Linked DNA regions of Homo sapiens: region 2 is linked to region 1. A link is a loop called in an ENCODE intact Hi-C map of the cell type or tissue named here. Cell type or tissue: endothelial cell of umbilical vein. All regions are shown on one strand.

Evidence for each region. A loop is a pair of places that touch in the nucleus more often than their neighbours do. Peaks named below come from ENCODE experiments on the same cell type or tissue, not always from the same donor. Only the 100,000 strongest peaks of a DNase experiment are listed, where the experiment ranks them.
Region 2: a loop joins it to region 1, with 5 times the contacts of the local background. A loop is called at or near these places in 3 of 110 quality-filtered maps.

Annotation. Positions count from the first base shown.
Region 1 is chr6:113,014,641-113,022,640 of GRCh38, reverse strand. No RefSeq gene overlaps it. Among named protein-coding and RNA genes, the nearest start is that of LINC02518, 410 kb to the left of the region's middle. In endothelial cell of umbilical vein, no CTCF peak of the experiment used is centred here; a DNase peak (open chromatin) is centred at 3,620; H3K27ac peaks cover 1,763 bases.
Region 2 is chr6:113,097,984-113,105,983 of GRCh38, reverse strand. It overlaps LOC105377952 (a long non-coding RNA gene), which reads left to right. Exons shown (of 4, transcript XR_942889.1): 2 at 1,555-1,658. Among named protein-coding and RNA genes, the nearest start is that of LINC02518, 330 kb to the left of the region's middle. In endothelial cell of umbilical vein, no CTCF peak of the experiment used is centred here; DNase peaks (open chromatin) are centred at 1,913, 2,053 and 3,003; H3K27ac peaks cover 2,958 bases.

The DNA.
Region 1 (8,000 bases):
GAATAAATCCCACTTGGTCATGGTGTATAATTCTTATTATATATTATTGTGATTTGATTTGCTAATATCTTGTGGAGAATTTTTGCCTCTATGTTCATAAGATATATTGTAGTTTTCTTGAAAAGTCTCTTGTAAATTTTTGGTATTAAGGTAATATTGGCCTTATAGAATGAGTTACAAGTATTGCCTCTGCTTCTGTCTTCTGAAAGAGATTTTATAAAATGGTACAATTTTTTTCCTTATATATTTGGTAGAATTCACCAGTGAACCCCTTCTGGGCCTGGTATTTTCTATTTTGGAAGGTTATTAATTATTTTGACTAAGTTTATTTAATAGATATGTTTACATACACATTGTCTCTTTCTTCTCATTTGAGTTTTTAAAAAATATGTCTCTCAAGGAATTATTTCATTTCATGTAGGCTTTTACATTTGTGGGCATAGAGTTGTTCATAATTTTCATTTATTACTCTTTTAATATGCATGGGATCCTTAACGATAGCCTCTCTTTCATATCTGATATATGTATTTTGTGTTCTGTTTCTTTGCCTAATTAGTGCCTTATCAATTTTGTTGATCTCTTCAAAGAACTAGGTTTTGGTTTCATTGATTTTTGTCTATTTCATATTTTTAATTTTATTGATTTCTGTTCTAATTTTTTTCCTGCTTACTTTAGATTTAATTTGCTCTTCTTTTTCTAGTTTCCTAAAGTGGAAGCTTAGATGGTTGATTTTAGATCATTTTAATTTTTCTAATATATGCATTCAATGCTGTAAATTTTCCTCCAAGCAGTGCTTTCACCGCATCCCAACATTTTTAATGAGTTTTTATCATTTTTGTTTCAAAATATTTTTAAATTTCTCTTGAGATTTTCTGTTTGACTCATGTATTATTTAAAAGTGTGTTGTTTAGTCTCCTAGTATTTTCAGATTTTCTAGCTATTTTTCTGTCACCGATTTCTAGTTTAATTATATTGTGGTCTGAGAGAATTGTACAATTTTTTTAAAACTTGTTAGGGTGTGTTTCATGGCCCAGTATGTGGTCTATCTTAGTGAATGTTCCATGTGAACTTGAGAAGAATGTGTATTCTGCTGTTCTCAGATAGTCTATAAATTCAATTATATTCAGCTGATTGTGTTGTTGAGTTTAACGTCCTTGATGATATTCTGCCTGTTGGATCTGTCCATTTCTGATAGATTGGCATTAAAGTCTCTGTAATAGTGGCTAGTTCAGTTTTTCCCTCAGACTTTTTTGATATTCTATTTTTAGTCACATACACATTAAAGATTATTACGTCTTCTTGGATAATTGGCTTCTTTAGCATGATTTAATGCCCCTCTTTTTCATTTATAACTTTCTTTACTCTGAAGTCTGCTCTATCTAAAATTAATGTAGCTATATTCCCTTTCTTTTGATTAGTGTTAACATAATATACCTTTCTGCATCCATTTCTATGCGTGTTTTAATATTTAAAGTTGATATCTTATAGACAACCCACTTTAACATTGGGCCTTATTATTTGATCCTGTCTGAAAATCTCTGTCTTTTAATTGGTATGTCCAGATCATTGTCATTGAAAATGATTACTGATACAGCTGGATTAATATCTATCATACTTGTTACTGTTTTCTACTTGTTAACCTTGTTCTTTGTTCATGTTTTCACCTTCCACCTTTTTTCTGCCCTTCATGGTTTTAAACAAGCATTTCATATAATTCAATTTTCTCTCAATTCTTAGTATATAAATTATATGTTTAAAAAATTTTTAAGTTAAAAAAACCAAGGTTGCCCTATATTTTGCAATACAGATCTAGAACTAATTGAAGTCCACTTTTGAATAACACTATACTGCTTCATGGGTAGTAGGAGAAACTTATAATAACAAAATAATGCTATTTCTTCCCTCTCATTCCTTATATTATTGTGGTCATTCATTTCACTTATACTAAGCATATACATATGCATAAGCATACATAATTGAGTTAATTGCTGCTATATTATTTTGAATAAACATACTTATTAAATGAATTGTGAATAAGAAAAAAATTAAATTTTTATTTTATCTATACCAATTCTGTCTATAATGTTCCTTCTTTATGTAGATATGAGTTTCTGACTGGTATAATTTTTCTTCTCTTTAAAAAACTTTTTTAAACATTTCTTATAAGGAAGCTCTACTGGCAACACATTTTCTCAATTTTTGTTTGTCTGAGAAAGAAGTCTTAATTTTTTCCTTTAGTTTTTAAAGAGAATTTCATCAGTTACAGAATTCTGAGCTGACGTTTTCTTCTCTCAACACTTTAAATATTTCACTCTACTCTCTTTGTGCTGCATGATGTTTGGGAAGCCAAATGTAATTCTTTTCTTTGCTCCTCTATAGGTAAGATTTTTTTTTCCCTCTGGTTTCTATCAGGATTTTTGGTTTTGATTTTCTACAGTTTGAATACGATGTTCTCAGATGTTGGGGTTTTTATTTTGCTTTGTTTTGAGAATTTTTGGCATTTATCCTACTGTTAGTGTTTTTTGAGCTTCTTGGAACTATAGTTTGGAACACTTATTTTGGGAAAATTTTCAGTGATGAAATATATTTTCTGTTCCTTTCTCTCTTCTTTCTCCTTCTAGTATTCCCACTAACATATGCCATACCTTTCATAGTTGTTCTGCAGTTCCTAGACATTCTGTTCTATTTTTTTCACTCTTTTTATTCTTTGCTTTTTAGTTTTGGAGTTTTCTATTGAGATATCTTAAAGCTTAGAGATTCCTCAGTTGTATTAGTCTAATAAGCCCATCAAAGCTTTCTTCATTTCTGTTACAGTGTTTTTGATTCTAGAATTTATTTTTATCTTCCTTAAAATGTCCATTTCTTTGCTTACATTACCCATCTGTTCTTGCATGTCATCCACTTTATCTATTAAAGGCCTTAACATATTAATCATAATTGTTTTAAATTTCTAGTCTGATTATTTCAACATCCCTGCCATATCTGAGTCTGCTTTTGATGCTTGCTCTGCCTCTTCAAACTGTGGTTTTTTTGCCTTTTTGTATGCCTGGTAATCTTTTCTTTATAGGTGGACACGATATAGTGGGAGAAAGGAACTGATATAAATAAGCCTTTAGTAACACAGTGGCAAGGGAAACAAGGGGAAACACCGTCCTTGTTTCCCATACCTTGCCACTGAATTACTAAAGTCCTACAACTAGGTCTCAGTCATAGTGAGCCTGAACTTCTGGACTGTGAACTTCACAAGTGCTTCTCAGTCCACCCTCCCACCTCATGTAGGACAGAATGGCCAGAGTAACTGGAATTGGGTATTTCCCTTCTCTCCTGTGGAAGGCTAGAGGGGGCTGGAATTGAGTATTTCCCTTCCTCCAAGTGGAAGATTAAAACTGGCTAGCGTTGAGTACTTCCTTTCCTCCATGTTATTTAGGCTCTGATAAAACCAAAGCAGGTTAGGATCTGGTTAAATCATTTCTTTTGAGGGCAGACCTCATTAAGAAGAACAGAATGCTCTGACAAATTTCAAGATTATTCATTTTCCCCTCTCCCTGCCAGGAGCAGGAGGGAATTTGTCTTTGCTATTCACTGTGAGAAACTGGTTGAGTTCCAGGAAGTAAGACTCACAAAAGTGCATGCCCCACCTTCCGTAACTGGTCTCTGAAGTTTTTATGTCTCAGACTTGTCCACACAGAGACTCCGGCAATTTGTTAATTGTGGTTCAGATTTTTCCACCCTGGCTCTGGTTCCTGTGGACATTTGTAATCAGATAAATTGTAGTTCTCTGTATTTGCCTGTCTGACTCCAATTTTGTGGGCAGTGGTTTGCCCTGTGACCTTGCTTCTCTTAGGGATCTAAGATGAGTTGTTGAATTTTAGTTTGTTCGGCTTTTACTTCTTGTTAGGACAGAAGCCTCCAAGCTCCTTATATGCCAGGCCAGAAACAGAAAGTCCCTAAATTCTTTTGATGCCCTATTTCCTCTCTCTGTTGATGCTGCTACTAATTTTACCTTGGCTAGCAAAAAGTACAATCATGCATCGTTTCATGATGGAGTTATATTCTGAGAAACATGTTGTTAGGTGATTTTATCACTGTGCAAATACCATGGAGTATACTCACACAAACTTAGATGGTATAGCCTACTACACACTTAAGCTGTATAGGGTAGCCTATTGCTCCTAGGCCATAAACTGGTACGGTATACTATTGTACTAAATAATGTAGGCAACTGTAAAATAATGATAAATATTTGTATAACTAAAAACAGCTAATTATGGAAAAGATATAGTAGAAATACAGTTTTATAATCCTATGTAACCACCATCCTTTATGTGGTCTGTTTTGACTGAAACGTTATGCAGTGCATGACAGTATATGCAATAGTTTGATAGATATGAAGACTGTTATACATTATATATTTTCCAATATAAAAGTAGTGTTTTATAGATAATAATACAGTCTTATATTGCATGATGCTTCATACATTTATGCAATAAGACATATTCCTTCCTTGATTTTCATGACAAAAAAACTCTGACTTGAAATGAATTATCTCAATTACAAATTAGAAATCTGAGTATTAGTGTGGTTCTCTTATTTTTTCTAGATCACATAGTTGAGTGAAAGGCAGAGTCAGAAATGAACCCTATGTCTCTACTCCTGCAATAAGCTGAACTATATGGCCCACATCATGTTTTAATATTATTTCATTACTTGTATTGGCAGAAAAGCCTTGTCTGCTCTGGCATATTACATTGCAAACATCTACAGGCCACAGATGAATGTATCCGAATCTACTATAGTTTGTTATACCACCAGTAATTCTGGCTAAGAAAGGTAACCGTGAATAATGTTTTAATGCTTGATTCATGAAAGAATATACTATGGCTGTCAGGCAAACTGGATTGTGGTAACAAAAGCATTAATAATCCCCTATTGACAATATTGTTCTAATATTACCAAGAATTCATTCTCCTTCTTAAATCCTTTTATTCCATGGTTCAGCTTATATCGTTATAAATTCTCTGGATTTGGAACAGTTATGCCAGACCTGCTAGGCATTTATAAAAGCTTTCCCTCGCAGACAAAAGTTTGAAGCACATGTTATGAGACAAATGCAAGAAGTACTATGGTATTTGTGAGGTTCAGAATATTAGAAACATATGATCACTGATGACAAACAGACTAAGAAACACTAAAAATGTGCACAACATGCCTGATTTTTGAAAGCTGTAATGAGGGAAAATTGAAAAGTCTTCATTTGTTGCCACTATTACAAAGAATCTTCACACAAAGATGAAAATAACAAAGGAATTTAAGTACACATATAAATACTTAAAATACTTATGGACAAAACAACTATAAAACAATTAAAACCTGTCTATTTTTTTTTTACTATTCTTGAACTATATATTTTTCAATAAATAAAATTATCTTTACCTTTTTGAGACAGGAAAAAGCTTATGTTGCTCAAAAAGTGTTATAGATACTAGATGAAAAAAAGTTTAGAAGAGTAGGTAGAGTTTGTCACCAGTTCTTTTTATTAAATGATAGTCTATAAAGGGAACTAGTGATACAGATGAATAACAATGAGAGATGGCATGCAGAACTAAGTGAGAAAACCTAGCAATAGTTTTAATTTTGTTCAAATGAGCTGCATTAAACATCACTGGTATCTTGTGAAGATCAGCAGATCTTCAGGTTTCTGCAAATCACTACAGCTTGAAACAATCGCTGTCTCCAAATGATTCTCTTCTCTCTGTTCATCTCCAGGTGACAAGTCTTAGCTCCTGCACCTCTGTAATTTTCACTCTCTCCATTACTACTGTCATTGCCTCAATAACTCTTTCTCCAGAGTAATTCTATGCCATACTAAAATAGCAAATAATGTAGCCTCCTAACAAATCTTCCCACAACACCTGCAATCTATTTTACACATCACACTCATACTAATTCTTATGTAGAACAATTCCAATGAAGATATTTTTGGTCTCTAATAAAAAATGGCAACCAAATAAATGGCCTGAGGATGAATTTTGTATAGTCTTGGTATTTTTACCATGCCACTCTGCCAGCTTTTTATGCTGTGCCTCAGTTATGTATGCATGGATTTTAATTGCCTGAGTAGTCTCCAAGCAACACAAGGTGAGGATATATTTCTAATTGGCCTTTCTAGCCACCACATTTGTTGAACACTGAGTGCTTTATTTTTGTCCTAATCCAGGTTAATTCACATGCTTTCCAGCCACAGTTCATTTGCTTCAAATTTTTATTATATTTAAATATTTGACGTCGGGGATAACTTGAGGTATAACGATGGAAAAATCAAGAATTTCCCTTCTTTTCACATTTGTGACATGGCACAAATTTCAGGTACTAGGATTTAGTTAAGTAACTTCAATCTACCAACAACACTGTTTAAATTTCAGTTACCACCGTGTATTACCTGTGTATAATTTCGTAAGGTACAAACCTCACTGCTTGCTCCCAGTCCACAAATCGCTATGTAAATAGCAGAAGCACATCATGATCAGGGACCAATCATGTCACTCCTTTCAACGTCTGCCAGTGATTGGTCACTGCACATATATCACTCAGCTCACCCACAGATAGCCTCCCAGTGACAAACTCATGTGACATTTTACAAAAATGGATAATCAGAAGAAAGAATTGACTAACAAAGATCAAAGTGCAGCAAATAAATGAAAAGTGATGAGGCTGGAAGTGAAATCTATAAATAGAGTTATAAAAAAAATAGCTGAATGTGGAAATGTTTACATGGCTACTGTTGGATAGACTCTAGATCTGCAGCCAGGAGAACTTAGTGAAGGTGAATTCACTGATATATATGAAGAGCTTGGTTGTGACAAACAGAATGACATCTGGCCGGGTGCGGTGGCTCATGCCTTTAATCCCAGCACTTTGGGAGGCCGAGGCGGGCAGATCACGAGGTCAGGAGATGGAGACCATCCTGGCTAACACGGTGAAACCTTGTCTCTACTAAAAATATAAAAAATTAGCTGGGCGTGGTGGTGGGTGCCTGTAGTCCCTGCTACTCGGGAGGCTAAGGCAGGAGAATCGCTTGAACCCAGGAGGCCGTGCTTGAACCCAGGAGGCAGGAGCCGAGATCGCGCCACTGCACTCCAGCCTGAGCTATGGTGAGACTCATCTAAAAAAAAGAAAAAAGAAAAAAGGAATGACGTACTAGAGGAAGTGAGGCCAACAAAATTCTTCACATTAAAGGAATTCTGAGATTTCACAATATTGAAAGCACTTACAAAAAATGTCAAGCATATATCCAAAGTTAGAAGCATAATTCTCTAGGAAAGATAGTAGCTCTCTATCCTGTTTTACAAAAATAAAGCAAGCAATGTTCAAACAACCTTTGATAAGTTTTTCAGAAAGAAATGAAACATTTTATCTTGATGTTTCTAATGGTTTAAATCACAACGTATCAGGTAAATACCAGTTTTACAGGGTTTTTCATGTTTTATATATTTAAAACTGACACTAAGAGGGTTTTTAATGTTTTGACAAAAATTTCTTATAGATCACAGAATAATTGTATTTTTTCCCATTGATTACAAAGATCCTTTTGCAGCTTCAGTTTGTATGATTATTTTCACAGTCCCACACTACTATGCAAAGTGAGAACTGCCTGTGTGTATACATATACATATATCCACACACATATACATACACATATATATGTAAATGTGTATGTGTGTGGTGGTGATATATGTGTGCATTTGGTATTATTACTCTTGGGAAATAAAAATAAGAAATCTTTTAAACTGAAATTTAGATATATAGTTTTAGCAGTCATTCTTAAAATAGCTAAGCCCACAGGAATTTTACAAATTATGAATTACTAAAAAAAGAACTGTCATAAAACCATTATTTTTTAGCATAAAGATTATATTACACAAACTTAATTGGAGCTACCCAGAGATTATCTTTTTAGTCAAAAGATAAAGAGTTTGAAAGTTTGCTTTTCAAGAGACTTT
Region 2 (8,000 bases), 83 kb before region 1:
TTTCAAGGAATACTATTTCTAGACCAAAATAAAACTGAACAAGAGCAACAACAGGAGCTAGATCGTTTTCCTAACTCCCCACATACAAAGTGAGCAAATGAGCAGCTCGAAGGACATACTCATGAAAAGGGTATTGGTTTGGTGTTTAGCAATAGCCCACATGAGTGAGAAGGCTATGAAGCAGAAAAGAAGGCTTGCTTCTTTTTACTGCAGGCCTGTTGCTTTGTATATCATTAGGTTAGAATAGGTGTTCTTTGGCATTCAAGAGTATACCTATTCCCTTGAATACACAAGTGCTTCTCTATGCCATTTCTGATGGCCTTATCAGAACTGTACCAGCTTGGCAGTAGACTTTCAAACATGCCTTGCCATTTGTGGCCTATCCTAGCCTACTTTTGCAAGTAATCAATGATATCTCATTCTTCTTCCATTGCCACCTACCCATCATGCAGTTTCCTGAGCAAATCATGTTCCAGGTTTCATCCATACCATTCTATGCTACATTTTCTATCTAGATACATTTCCTCCATCTTTTCTTCTTCTTTAACTGGCTCCATGTGTTTCTCAATCTTCACTTCTAGGAAGCCTTCCTCTCCTTCCCCATTGTCTCTAGTCGTGGTTGGATACTATTTCTATGTAACTTTCTTTGCCATACCTTTTGTTATATCATTATCTAATTTCCCTTCTGGCCGTATACACTACCAACTTCTTGAGGGAAGTGATGGTGTCTTTTTTGTCTAAGTCTTCAGTGCTAAATAGAGTAATTTTTGAGGTAGTTGTCCTAATATAGAATATTTTACTCCATACGTTAACGTTATTGTGAAATGTAAGCTCAAGAGTTTAATGACTCATGGAATTTTCTGCCCCATTCATAAAGCATCTCTTTCAAGTTCTAATTCCCAAGCCAAGAACTGAGGTGAGTCCATGTCAATATATTTAAACAAAATTTACTTTGGTTACCACCAATTCTAAGTGGTCAGTGGCATTTTTAGAAGATGTTTGCATTTTGGTTACACAAATAGATAACAGAATTTACACTTAAAATATTGCACTTTGTGGAACATAATGGTCAGAGAGATGGCATCGAGGCTTCCGTGGGCTCATTACAGATGCCTGTGGACATCTAATGGTGGTTAGACTACAATTCTGCATTTGACACACACACAGGGTTTTCATGTCCGCTTAAATAATTATAAACAGAAATGTTAGCAAGAAGCTAAAGTGGAACTCATGACACTGAGGTCTTGGAATAATGTTATGCTGGTGAAACATTAGCAGCATGGCTTGGTTTAAGGTTTTGAATACTTGCTACTGCATTCCTCTGATTAAACTAGTTTCACTCATGATATTTATCTTTAGAAGTAGCTACAGCTCTTGCTCTTATATTTCCTTTGGTCTTACAATATTCTAAATCAACAGTATAAATATCATCTTTATTCTCGACCCATAACCAATTTAAACTTTACAGTCATAATAACTTACTCTTTAGATTGGCACTTTTTAACTTTATGGCTTACTATGATAACAATGATTACATTTTTGCCTTCTTTCCAGGTAAAACAATAAGAATTCCAAACGGTATTTGATAAATTATTTACGATACCCTCCATGCACAAGAAATCAATACGAATCATGGGTTCCCTTTTTTACAAAAGCATGTAAGTCCTGGTGATGTTTTATGACTTACTCGTGGTACATGCTCTACAGATCAGTAACAACCAGTAAAGCAACTTGGCAGCTGTATAACTACTTGCAGATTCCTAAACATACCAAACCCAGTGGCAGGCATGGTAATAAATCATTGAGAGTTAAGAACATTTTTTTCTTAAAACATTCCCAAATGGAATTTTCCTTAAATGTAAACTTTTTTAAAAAAGAAAAAGAAACAGTTATAAAGAAGAAAGTCTAATCTCAAACAATAGTTTTATTTATTTCAGTATATTTTTCAAATAATCTATATATATGTGCAGTCGTTTAAATAATATATACCCACACACAACAAAACAAATCATAAGTTCAAGCTGTAGACAGTGAAAACATGTCTTAGTCATATCCCTTCCCTGTCTCTCTTTTTATTCCAAAGTGAACCAGTTACTGGTTTCTTGACTGATAGTTAAGACCTGTGTTTGTGCATTTACACATTTTTCCATGTTTAAAAGATTGAAATTCTTTCTAGTTTCAACTCAAGATTTCCAGCTACTGAAAGAAGGTTGCTATTAGAATAATATCTATTTTCTTTTTAAAGAAAACCACAAATTCTGAGTCACTATCGGTCCTAACCAGTTATTTCCCCTTAAAAGAGAAACAAATTTGTTTTAGTCAAAACTGGCAATACATGTGAGAAACACATAAATATTTAAAGAAACAGCAAATCTGCAAAGTAAAAATACTGATATTGGCTGAACTCTCAAGTATATCTTATGTACAACATTTGATGCCTTTTTAAAAGTTATTCTGGAAAGTCTCTTATAGAGGCCTATTTATGAAGTAAATTTTAATGCTTCATTTTGGAAATACCTAATGTGCTCAACTTCTATGAAAAAGGAAACTATTGTTAACAGTGTTGGAATATTATTTGAAGGATAAAATAAAGTAAAATACAAAGATAATTTCATCTTTCACTTCAGGAAGTGCTCTGATTACTTGTGAACTGTTTTAGTTTTCAAATCTAATGTAAATCCGCAGGCAAAATAGAATATTTATAGAAAATAACAAAGAGGGAGTCATGTTTGTTTTTATTATCTGCTAATGATAAATATTTAGGATCAAGAATTTATTCAGTGAATAACTTGCTTAGGCATATAACTGCATTTTGGAAAATATAGGGCTTAGGAAACTCCTAGAAAAGTACAAATAATTAATTGAAAATCGCGTCTACATCCAATCACAGGGATAAATGGATCTTAGGAAAATTGTAGTTCCCGTGGTCAGGATGTTTTTCATGATGGTGGCAGTTGGCCTCTTGGGAATCTGAGAGATTGTCCAAAAGCTGACTAACAGGAAGACAGAAGTGTAACTGCAGCACAAACAGACAGGAAACAGCTATGTTAAGAAAACATTTGGTAAGGGCTACCACATAGACTTTGTTCAATGCGCTTCCAGGTCATTATTCACAGAAGTTTTCCAAATTTTTATTCTATTTCTCCTATTGTAATTACCATTTCCCCTTGTAAATAATGTTCCTCTTATTATTTTTAACAGCCATATCATTTCAATGGTGTGGGCTGTAACACATTTCTTTCACCATTTTCTTAGTGTTGTTTTCTTCTTATTGAAAACTGCAGTGATATTTTGAATGCAGCTATGTCATGCCAAGAGTAAAAAAGTAAGTGAAATTACTGGATTAAAATGTACAAACTTTTAAATGGTTCTTAATGCATAATTAGATTTTCTTTCCATGCAGGTTTTTTCTACTTACCTTACCACCAGCAGTGTACCAGGTTTACCATCAACTCCCTAATATTGACTGTAATCAAATACAGTTAGTTTTGGCCAGGTGCAGTGGCTTGTGCCTGTAATCCCAGCACTTTGGGAGGTTAAGATGGGTGGATCACCTGAGGTTGGGAGTTCAAGACCAGCCTGGCCAACATGGAGAAACCCCATCTCTACTAAAAATATTTTTATTGGCCCGCACCTGTAATCCCAGCTACTCAGGAGGCTGAGGCTGGAGAATTGCTTGAACCCAGGAGAAAGAGGTTGCAGTGAGCCGAGATTGCGCCACTGTACACATGTATGTCCAGTTACTTTTTGACATATATGCCAATAGAATTCAATGGGGTAGGAAAAAACTTTTCAACAAATGATCGTGTAACCACTGGTTATCCTTATGTTTAAAAAAAAAAAAAAATCCAATACCACTGCCCTCCAGCCTGGGCCACAGAGCTAGACTCCTTCTGAAACAAAACAAAACAAAACAAAACAAAACAAAACAAAACAAAACAAAAAAAACGAAAACAAAACAAAAGCAAAAACAACAAAAAAAATACATTCGGCTTTTACCTTGATGGAAAAATGATGCATCTTTTTAATATAAGTTTTTTTCCCTATGGAAATTATCAACTTTGTAAACAATTTTTTTAAAAATCTGTGTGTTAACAACTAAGATCTTAATTATTTTCTAATAAATTCTTTATAAAATGTAACTATTGACATTTGTGTTCATGGTAGTTTATGAACACATTTTTCTCATGCCTTTTTAAATTATATTTTTCCCTGATAGAAGTTTGACATTTTTATTTATTATAATTGAATAACCTTTTAGTTTGTAATTTTCTTTATCATTTTAGGCCCAGAAAGATTTTTATTGCTAGAGATTAACTAAATATTCAATCAGATTATTTTGAGTAGGTTTTTAAAATTAGTTTTATACACTTTGGGAGGCCGAGGCAGGCAGATCACCAGGTCAGGAGATCGAGACCATCCTGGCTAACACAGTGAAACCTCGTCTCTACTAAAAATGCAAAAAATAAGCCAGGCGTGGTGGTGGGCGCCTGTAGTCCCAGCTACTCGGGAGGCTGAGGCAAGAGAAGGGCATGAACCTGGGAGGCAGAGCTTGCAGTGAGCCAAGATCTTGCCACTGCACTCCAGCCTGGGCGACAGAGCGAGACTCCGTCTCAAAAAATAATAATACTAATGATAATTTTATATAATAAATTGTTAAAAATTGCTAATATTAATTTTGTTTTGGTGTAATCTGTGAATCAATCTTCCTCAAAATTTACGCAATTATAATTAAATTAAAAGTTAGTAAATAACTTTTTGTTGCCCATTGTTTAGAATGCTTACTTTATCATAAATCAAATAACACATAATAAAATTATTTTCATAATTATTTCCTAAAATTTTTTGTGACTCATTGGTACCTATGTGTGATAATATTCTGAAGTTTTAATTATTTTGCTTTATAATCAGTTGTAACATGTGCAAAATCTTTTCATCCTAAGAAGGTTTTCACAGAGCAAGGTTTTAATTTTGATGAAATCCAATTTATCAAAATTTTCTTTTATGGTTTGTGATGTTAGCATCAAGTCTGAGAACTCTGTCTAATCTTAGATCCTAAATATTTTCTCCTACATTTTTCCAAAAAATTTGGTTTTACATTTTGTGCTTAAGTCTGTGATCCATGTTGAGTTAATTTGTGTACTGGGTGTGAGACTTAAGTTTATTTTTTGCAAATCAATGTTCAATTACTGCAATCTTTTTTTGCTGAAAAGACTTTCCTTCATTGAATTGCATTTTCGCCTTTTTCAAAATGTAGTTAGAAATATTTGTGTGGATCTATTTTTGAGTCTCTACTTTGTTACATCAGTGTGTCTGTCCCTCACTCAACATGACAGTTTCAATTACTGTAGCTATGTTTCCAAATTGTTTTAGCAATTCTTGTTTCTTAGCTTTTCTATATAAATTTTATAGTAACTTTGTCTACATCTAAGAAAATTCTTTTTTGATTCGGATAGGAATTTTGTTAAATTTGTGGAAGACATACATTCTGTACATATTTTCTTAAATTTAAGCCTAAGTATCACATTCTTTGAGCCTTTGTAAAAGGTATTGTATTTTTTATTTTGGTTTTCACATGAACATTGCTAGAATATTAAATTATGATTGATTTTTGCATTTCAATCTTATAGCCTCTGACCTACTAAACTCACTTATTAGTTCTAAAAGATTTTATGTAGATTCCTTGGTGTGTTCTATATAGACAATATGTCATTTGCAAATATACGGATTTATTCCTTCCTTTCTGACCTGTATGTCTTTTATTTCCTTTTCTTTCCTTATTACTGTAGCTAGAACCTGCAGCACTATATTAAGTAAAAGTGGTAAGAATACAAATCCTTGCTTTGTCTTCAACCTTAGAGTAAAGCAGTCTTTCACCAAGAAGCATAATATTAGCTATAAGTATTATATACATGACTTCATCACATTAAGGAAGTTTCCCTCTATTCTTAACTTGCTGAGCATTTTTCTCATGAGTATGTTTTGAATTTTTTTAGTTTTTTTACATAAATTGAAATGATCATGTGAGTTTTCTTCTTTAGTTTGTTAATATGGCAGAGTACAGTGATTTTTTAATTTAAACCAGCTTTGCATTCCTGGGATACAAATCAATTGGTCAAGGTGTATAATATTTTACATACTGCTGAATTCTATTTGGTAATATTTTGTTAAGAATTTTTGTGTCTATATTCAGGAGGGATATTGGTCTGTAGTGTTCTTTGTTTTACTGTGTTTGTCTGATTTTGGTAGTAGGGAAATACTAGTTTCATAAAATGAACTGGAAAGTATTCCCTCTTCTTTTATTTTCTAAAAGAGATTGGGTAGAATAGGCATTAACTCTTCTTTGAAAGTTTTGTAGCATTCTCTGGTAAAATTATCTGGGACTAGAGATTTCTTTTTGGTGATTTTTTTTATTACAAGTTAAATTCTGGGTGACTTGTGGTACTGCATATATTTGAATGCTATTCCATTTCATCTACATTGTCAAGTGTATGTGTGAATTCAAATTATTCATGGTATTCCTTTATTATTAATTTGATGTCTAAAGAGTGTGTGGTGGTAATCTCCTGTGTTACTTCTGATAGTGGTAATTGTATCTTCTCCTTTTTTATTTGTTAGTCTTATTAAAAGTTTGTCAATTTTATTGATCTTTCCAAAGAACCAGCTCTTTCCGTGTTCTTTTAATAGAGATTTCTTTTATTGAGTCTATTGTGTTTCTATTTTCAACTTTTTTGATTCTTGCTCTTATATTTCCTTGCTTCTGTTTGTTTGGGTTTATTTTGCTCATCTTTTTCTAAGTTCTTGAAGTAGGGCCTTAAATTATTGAGACATTTTCCCATTTCTAATGTAGTCCCTTAGAAGTTTGACATTTTTATTTATTATAATTGGATAACCTTTTAGTTTGTAATTTTCTTTATCATTTTAGGCCCAGAAAGATTTTTATTGTTAGAGATTAACTAAATATTCAATCAGATTATTTTGAGTAGGTTTTTAAAATTAATTTTATATAATAAATTGTTTTAAATTGCTAATATTAATTTTATTTTGGTGTAATTTGTGAATCTATCTTCCTCAAAATTTAACTAACCAATTATAATTAAATTAAAATTTAGTAAATAACATTTTGTTGTACACTGTTTAGAATCCTTACTTTATCATAAATCAAATACTTAACACATGATAAATTATTTTCATGAATTTTTTTGTGGCTCATTGGTACGTATGTGTGATAATATTCTGAAGTTTTAATTTTAATTTTAATAAGTTTACCTTTCAGCATTCCTTTAGCTACCTATTTAATCCATGGACTATTTAGAAGTGTGGTTGTTTCCAAGTGTTTGGAGATTTTTTTTTAATCTTCCTGTTATTGATTTTTCATTTGATTCCATTGTTCTCAAGAATACTTTGTATATGAATTTTCATTATTTTAAATTTTTTGTTTTATGGCCCAGGATATGAGTTATCTTGGTATACATTTCATGGTCACTTAGAAAGAATATATACTCTGCTGCTATTTGTTTTGGTGTTCTGGAAATGTTGATTATACACTGCTAGTTAATGATGCTGTATTTTTGTATATCCTTGTTGATTTTTTGGCCTAGTTCTAACAACTGCTTAGAGAGAGATATTGAAGTCTCCAAATATAATTTTGTATTTGTCCATTCATCTTTTCATTTCTGTAAGTGTGGGTTTCATATATTTTTCAGCTCTGTTTTTTTTTGTGTGTGTGTGCATACAGCTTAGAATTGCTATGTATTTGTTGGTGGAATGACCTCTTTCTTAAATTATATAATGTCCTCCCTACCTTTGGTAATTTTCTGCAGTTTGTATGGTTTGGCTGTGTCCTCACCCAAATCTGAGCTTGAATTGTAATAATCCCCATGTGTCAAGGGCAGGGCCAGGTAGAGATAATTGAGTCATGGGGGCAGTTTTCCCCATACTGTTCTTGTGGTAGTAAATAAGTCTCAAAAGACCTGATGGTTTTACAAATGGAAGTTCCC